Linked DNA regions of Homo sapiens: region 2 is linked to region 1. The links are chromatin contacts, found by Hi-C or POLR2A ChIA-PET in ENCODE. All regions are on one chromosome and are shown on one strand. Each heading gives the region's core, a stretch centred on a gene start or an enhancer-like site at or near the end of the contact. The rest is flanking DNA. Distances are from core to core; before and after follow the strand shown.

Evidence for each region. A loop is a pair of places that touch in the nucleus more often than their neighbours do. ChIA-PET counts read pairs that join two places held with the same protein, here RNA polymerase II (POLR2A). Pooled maps may share reads with other maps.
Region 2: a loop to region 1 is called in a pooled map, with 5 times the contacts of the local background. The contact joins two enhancer-like sites. A Hi-C loop is called at or near these places in 1 of 168 maps with a recorded cell type or tissue (naive thymus-derived CD4-positive, alpha-beta T cell) and 6 of 50 pooled maps. POLR2A ChIA-PET finds 5 or more read pairs at or near these places in 2 of 52 experiments (CD4-positive, alpha-beta T cell and activated CD4-positive, alpha-beta T cell).

What each region holds. Positions count from the first base shown.
Region 1 is chr2:112,982,984-112,986,627 of GRCh38, forward strand. It overlaps IL36G (interleukin 36 gamma), which reads left to right. Exons shown (of 5, transcript NM_019618.4): 5 at 1,857-2,675. The coding sequence ends at 2,066. Among named protein-coding and RNA genes, the nearest start is that of IL36G, 6.8 kb to the left of the region's middle. Within about 2 kb of position 2,233, at least 2 of the 41 ENCODE cell types and tissues checked have a DNase peak (open chromatin) inside an H3K27ac peak, as active enhancers do.
Region 2 is chr2:113,154,621-113,158,587 of GRCh38, forward strand. No RefSeq gene overlaps it. Among named protein-coding and RNA genes, the nearest start is that of PSD4, 17 kb to the right of the region's middle. RefSeq lists a silencer at 2,442-2,971. Within about 2 kb of position 2,396, at least 18 of the 41 ENCODE cell types and tissues checked have a DNase peak (open chromatin) inside an H3K27ac peak, as active enhancers do.

The DNA.
Region 1 (3,644 bases), core at 983-3,482:
AATATGCTGATGGGAATGACTAAGAAGAGCAAGCAAAATTGATGGAGCACAAGAGAGCAGGGAGAACGGCTAGAGGGATGTCCTTAAGTTGCAAGTGCAGATAGGACCTTTCACCCAGTCCTCCTCAAGCAGGGAGGTGCAGATATGGGTGCCATGTGCTGGGAGCCCATGTTATGGTGTGGTTTGTACAAGTTGTCTTCTAATTACTTCAATTTTCTCAGTGGGTAGGAAGTTGAAGGTGATGATGGAGGAGGTATGGGAGTTTCAAAGGAGGAAGCATTCTTCCATTTATTAAACAGCAAATCTCTGTTGAGTAGAATGCTGGGGGCTTTCCTCTGTGTTGAGGAATACAGTGATGAACAAGTCTAACAATCATTCTGGGATTGATGAATAAATACGCTAAGTTTAGATAGCAGTTGGTACTAATGAAGAAAATAACTCAGGAATATGATCGCAATGAGTAGGAGGGAGGATTCCAAACCGATTTTGGCTGGGATGGAATGTTCAGTAAAGTTCTCCCCAAGGAGGAGACCCAGGTGATGGGGAGCAGCTGGCCTTGGGAAGATGTGGGGCTGGTGTGAGGTGCAGGGAGAGTAAGTGCCAGGACCTTGGGTGGGAACAGCTTGGTGTCTTGGAAGGCAAAGAAGAAGACAGGTTGGTGGGGGCAGAATGAGCATGCAGGAGAGTGGTAAGAAGGCAGGGCAGCAGGTAGGCAGGAGCTGGGTGGCGTAGACCCTGTGGGCTTTGCCGAGGAGTTTCACTGTAATAACAATAGAAAATCATGCAAAAGGGTATCATAATCTTATTTATTTACTTCAGTTTAAAGTTCACTTACCTGCCTTATGGAGAATGATTATTAGAGAATAGAGTAGGTTCAAGGAGAACATTTAGAAGGTCACCCTAATTGTCCAGGTGAGAGAGTGATGGCCTGGATTGGGGTTGATGCCATGTGTGGAGTGCAAGAAGTGACTCGATTCAGGAAATATTTTGGTATTTTGGAAATAGAGTCCACAGGCCTTGCTCCTGGGTTAGATGTTAGGGGATCAAAAAAAGAAATGTCAATAATGACTCCTAGGTTTCTGGCCACCCAAAGAATCAGATTAACTGGAAGCCATTAATTGAGTAAAGGAATCCTGTGGGAGAAGAACTTCTCACTCAGGGTGGAATGTGGCTGAATTACAGATCATTTCTGTGTCTCTCTTGAGATCTTGAACACTTGCAATTTACTTAGAAATACTTATTTTACCTAAATATACAATGCATGTACATACAAATATATAGACATACAGAATATAGTTCCATATACAATATAGAAGGCATTTTTTGATTGCTCTATTTACCTTCTTCCTTTGATACAAATCCTTTGATTTGTTAGACCCTCTTGGGTCTTTTTCATTGGTATTTATCTTTCTCATATATGTGGCAATTAGTCAGAAATTCATACCCTAACCTGGCTGTCCTTTGTCACGCCGGTGGTTCTTGCAGGGTAGTGACTCTCACTGTTGTGGTATTGGTAAGGGAGGTAATTTCCAATTTCTTCCTCTTCCTAAGGGTCACCTCAGCCTCTTGTGTGAGAAGAGTTCTAACTTGTTGTTCAAGTGTGGCTGCTTGTTCATTAAACTCTCCCTTGTAAACTTCCTACACCATCTCTGGATTTGAGGGTGGGGGCTTGGAAGGTAAAATTTCATGTATGTTTACTCTGCTGCTCCTTCAAAATGTGTGTTTCTCTAGGCCTGCTCTAATAGATGGATAAGGTTTTCTGGAACTTTGGAACATTTATTGAATTATTATGAATAACCTTGAATATCTCAAACAGCTTCTGTTTCTCCTAATGGGTACTTGTTCTGACATTTCAGGAGCAGAAGATCATGGATCTGTATGGCCAACCCGAGCCCGTGAAACCCTTCCTTTTCTACCGTGCCAAGACTGGTAGGACCTCCACCCTTGAGTCTGTGGCCTTCCCGGACTGGTTCATTGCCTCCTCCAAGAGAGACCAGCCCATCATTCTGACTTCAGAACTTGGGAAGTCATACAACACTGCCTTTGAATTAAATATAAATGACTGAACTCAGCCTAGAGGTGGCAGCTTGGTCTTTGTCTTAAAGTTTCTGGTTCCCAATGTGTTTTCGTCTACATTTTCTTAGTGTCATTTTCACGCTGGTGCTGAGACAGGGGCAAGGCTGCTGTTATCATCTCATTTTATAATGAAGAAGAAGCAATTACTTCATAGCAACTGAAGAACAGGATGTGGCCTCAGAAGCAGGAGAGCTGGGTGGTATAAGGCTGTCCTCTCAAGCTGGTGCTGTGTAGGCCACAAGGCATCTGCATGAGTGACTTTAAGACTCAAAGACCAAACACTGAGCTTTCTTCTAGGGGTGGGTATGAAGATGCTTCAGAGCTCATGCGCGTTACCCACGATGGCATGACTAGCACAGAGCTGATCTCTGTTTCTGTTTTGCTTTATTCCCTCTTGGGATGATATCATCCAGTCTTTATATGTTGCCAATATACCTCATTGTGTGTAATAGAACCTTCTTAGCATTAAGACCTTGTAAACAAAAATAATTCTTGTGTTAAGTTAAATCATTTTTGTCCTAATTGTAATGTGTAATCTTAAAGTTAAATAAACTTTGTGTATTTATATAATAATAAAGCTAAAACTGATATAAAATAAAGAAAGAGTAAACTGAAATTAGCAAGAGTAGTTGAATAAAGCCATTGCAGTGGGTAAACCTGGGACTGGGGCTTAGCTGGGGACAAAAGGGCCTTCCTTGGTGGATAGTGATGGGGTGGGGGTGAGAAATTCAGTATGTAACAGGGCTCTGCTGTTTGGCTCCTTTCTTTATGGTCGAATAGCCTTGGTTTTTCCCTGCTTCCTCTAGTCTTTTCCTTTTAGACCATCTCACCATTCACATACTTTTTTCAAAAACTTCAGTAAAGATGTCTTTTTTTTCTTCTTGGAAGAGAAAGCCTTGCTTTCCCAACAGCCACCTTTAGAAGATATATTCTGACGAAATTAAATAACTGACTGATATAGTTTGCATGTTTGTCCTCGTCCAAATCTCATGTTGAAATGTAATCCCCAGTGTTGAAGGTGGAGCCTGGTGGGAGGTGTTTTGGTCATGGGGGTGGATCACTTGTGGCTTGATGCTGTCCTCACCATAGTGAGTGGGTTCTCACAAGATCTGGTTGTTTAAAAGTGTGTGGCACCTCCACCCTCACTCTCTCTGTTGCTCCTGCTTTTGCCATGTGATGTACCTGCTCCCCCTTCACCCTCTGCCATGATTGGAAGCTTCCTGAGGCCTCCCTAGACGCCAAACAGATACCAATACCAAGCTTCCTGTAAAGCCTGCAGAACAGAACTGTGAGCTAATTAAACCTCTTTTCTTAATAAATTACCCAGTCTTGGCTATTTCTTTACAACCATGAAAGAACGACCTAACACACTCACTGTGGGTATAATTGTAGAAATATATACCTCAGATCTGATTCTGTATATAATAGATTTCTTTATTTTTACTCTAACACTGAAAATGCAGAACATTCTGTTTGCTTAAGTACATTCTTCAAAATAGCATAGCAACTTATTTTTTTTTCTACTTTTGGGCAATCAGACTGCATCCACTACTAACAATTACAATAAG
Region 2 (3,967 bases), core at 1,146-3,645, 170 kb after region 1:
ATTTCGATTGATTTTTTTCTCTTGACTATGGCTCACATTTTCCTGCTTTTTTGAATGTCTAATAATTTTTTGTCATATGATGAACATTGTGAATGATACATTGTAGATGCTCTGCATTCTATTTTCCTTTGAAGAGTGTCAAGTTTTGTTCTAACAGTAAGTTAAATTATTGAAAACTCACCTTGGTTTTGTGGAGATTTGGTTTTGTGCTTTGTTTGGATGAATTTCTTTTGGTTTTGTCCCTAATTCTAGGGTATATCCCTTAATGCTGGGATGCAGTCTTTCCTGCTAAGGGGTGGTCATTCTAGGGTTTCAGTGGAAAGCACAATAGAACCAAGTCCCTCTCAGATGGTGGAACTTTCCCAGAGACGGTAACTAACTGCTCAGATCTCTGCTCACTATTGATCTCCTTCAGGTTATCTAGATTCTTCCTCCTTGCATTGTTCATTCAGGAATCTGCCAAGAGTTTAAAGGAGTTTGCATGTAGTTGTTGGGCTTCTGTTCTTTGTGGCTCCCTCCTTCAGGATTTCCCCCCTCAAAGACATCCCACTCAGCCTCCCAAGTTTACAATTTACAAGTGTACCTCACACTACTGCTTATATTCCCTGCTAGCTGCAAGCTCTTGGAGTTTTCAGTTCATTGTTTTAACCAGTGCTTGGCATATATACAGTAGGTGAATACTGAAGTGAATATTTGTAGAGTGAAGAAATGAACTAATAAGTTATAGGATTATTAAACCTAGCATCAGATCCCCATCTAAAAAGATTAAGCAGTAGTGTTGCACATTGATTTAGAGCAAGGGTCCCCAATCCCCTGTTCATGGCCTGTTAGGACCATGTTGGGGGTGGGGGATTGAGAGCAAAGCTTCATCTGCATTTACAGGCACTCCCCATTGCTTGTATTACCACCTGAGCTCCACCTCCTGTCAGATCAGCTGCGGCATTAGATTCTCATGGGAGTGCAAACACTATCGTGAACTGTGTGTGCGAAGGATCTATGTTGTGCATTCCTTATGAGAATCTAGTGCTTGATGATGTGTCGCCGTCTCCTATCACCCCTAGATGGGATTGTCTAGTTTCAGGAAAACAAGCTTAGTGCTCCCACTGATTCTACATTATGGTGAGTTATAAAATCATTTCATTATATATTACAATGTAATAATAACAGAAATAAAGTGCACACAATAAATGTAAGGTGCTTGAATCATCCTGAAACACCATCCACTCCCACCTCCCCTATCTGTGGAAGAATTGCCTTCCACAGAAACCAGTCCCTCCCTGGTGCCAAAAAGGTTGCAGACTGCTGATTTAGAGCATGGTCTTTGGGTCTTGCCTGATTGCCTGTCCGTGCGTCCTTGATCAGGTTACTCAGCCTCTCTGTGCCTCAGTTTCCTCATGAGGTGTAAAGCTTCCTAACTCATAGGGTTGCCGTGAGGATTAAATGTTTTAGGACAGCTTATTGCCTAGCACTCAATAAATATTAGGTGTTATCATGGTTGTTGCTGCTTGTAGAGAGCCTGGTCAGCTTCATTTTAGCAGCATCAAATCAAGAAATGGACCTCTCTAGGTTGCCAATTCCTAGGGGAGCTAAAATGTTCACTAGATATTGTGAATAAATGTGAACTTTCAAGAGCCAATTCTTCAAGATGGATCCTGAGTGGCTAACTCGGCCTAAATCTGTTTTATTTTATTTTATTTTTCCGTTTTTACATGTCAAATAACTGGACTGTATTGGTCTAAATTCAAAATAGAGCCAAGTGGTCACTTGCTGACTAAAGGTCACATATGCTGAGCTCTCTGGAAACCAGCACCTTCTTGTTTCTGGGATTTTCAGAGCTCACCTGAACCAACCAATCAGAGCTCACCTGCCTTGGCCAATCAGGGCTCAGCTGTATCACCCAGTCAGGACTCAGATGTATTGATCGATCAGAAGTTGGCCTTGTAAAGCAATCAGAACTAAGCAAATTTCAAACCTTCATTTGCACAGGAAACCTGTGTGGGACCATTTGCTATGAAACCCGAGCCTTCCCTTTGTTCTTTGGAAGGGCACCTTTGTTTTACAATAAAGGTTGTGCCTCTCCAGTTTACAAACTGCTTACTGGAAGATTCCTTCTGGAGAACTTTTATTCACAATATACAGGAAATATGGAATCATTTAACTCAAAATGTCATTATACGGTGCCTTACATAGTTACAGAAATAGAAACCAGATAGTGCCATCAAGGGTGATATTGAAAAATAATAGCGTCTCGCCAATGACAACCTGTTCTGAGCTTATGTTTGCTAAAATAGATTGAGTGTAAAATCACAGCTATTTGCTTCTGTGCCACCAATCCCCAAACCAACTAGTGAATGTTCACCGTAAGCCAACAGTTACAGACAGGTGAAATTTGGAAATCAAATAATGCAACTTTTTCTTGTGCCCAGTGAATGGTAAATGAACAAGGGGTTTGTAGGGACTCCAGACAGTCCCTGTCAAGGCTCACGCGTATCTGGGGCGGGCCTCAGTTTCCGGTTCAGGTACTGGAAAAATAACCGGAGGGCTTTGCAGAGCCTGCGGCCCGGTAGCGCACAGGCCAGACGACGGCGCCGTGCGGGGCGCGCAGGAGGTACCCGGCCTGCCCGGCGGCCCAGCCCGGCGCCACAGCGGTCAGACCAGTCCCACAGCTTCGCCCCCGCCACCCCCAACCCCGGCCCGGCCTCAGCCCGCCCCTCCCCGCCCTGCGCCGCCGCCCGCCCGCCTGCGCTCCCGGAAACCGAGTCCCTCCTGCGAGCGCGCAGAGCCGGACTGGCCCAGCCCCCCGCGCGCGCAGCCGAGGCCCCGCAGCTCTCGCCGCCCCCAGCCGGCGCCTGGGCGCGGGGCCGTGGGGCGCGCGGGCCCGCGGGAGGCCGGAGCAGGAGCCCGGCGGGAAATGGGTAAGGGACCACGGGGAGGCCTGGGCCGGGCGGGGGCACCCCCGGCCGTCGCCGCCCTCGACGGTGACCGTGTGCCGTGCAGCGCTCTCGCCACGCCGGCGAGCACCTGCGGAGCGGCTGTCGCTGAGGGTTAGGGTCCCTGGAGCCGGAGAGAGGGTTGAGAGCGAGCAGGGGACCCTGAGGATCCAGCCTAACCGAGCGGCGGAGACTGGGACGGCAAGGGGACGCTGTCTCCACTGAAGGAGTCAGCCTGGGCTCTCTCGCCGCGGGCGACTCCAGCCGCGCTGTTGGATCCTGGCTCCAAGCCCCGCTGGCTGGCGAGCAGGAGGAGCCCTTAAAGCCATCCAGGTGTCAGAATCAGGCGACACTGAGGGCTTTGCTCCTAATCTGTCATGGCCCTGTGCCTCAGTGGTTTCTGGTGCTCATGACCAGGCCAGGCTGTGGCCCCGGCTTGGTGGGAGCTGCCCCCCCGGGACTGCACTGGGCTAGAGGACCAGGCAGCTCTTCTCTACCCCCTTGGGTGCTGGCCCTCCTCCTAGGTGTGTCTAGCAAGAAAGTATGAGAGATTTCTGGGAAGGTAAAAAGTGTCTGCACAGCTGACAAACTCATATCCCTCTAGGATTTCTTTTTGGCTCTAGAATTGTCTAGCTCATCTTTTCTGTAGGATGATGGAGCTAAGAATGTGAGTGAGTTCTTTGCTGGATTTTTCCACGCTGCAGGATGGACTTGCTGCTCTGGTCAATGCACTCGCCAGACCTCTGTGTCCATGGTCCGCATGTCTAGGTCAGGGGACCAGTATCAAAGTGAAGACTGGGCAAGTAAGCCCCACCTGCCCTTGAACCTCAGGCTTGGCCCCTCCCGAGGCCCAGAGCTGATTGAATGTTAATTAGCAACTAATTGGATGTCCATGAGACTCTCTACATAAAGAACACACCAAGGTCAGGTTTAGACAGTGTGTAGTGCCAAGTGATTCATTCTTTTCTTCCAGACGTGATATTTCCTGTATGTGAAGCATATAAAGAAGAGTCATTCATTCACTCATCTAGCAGATA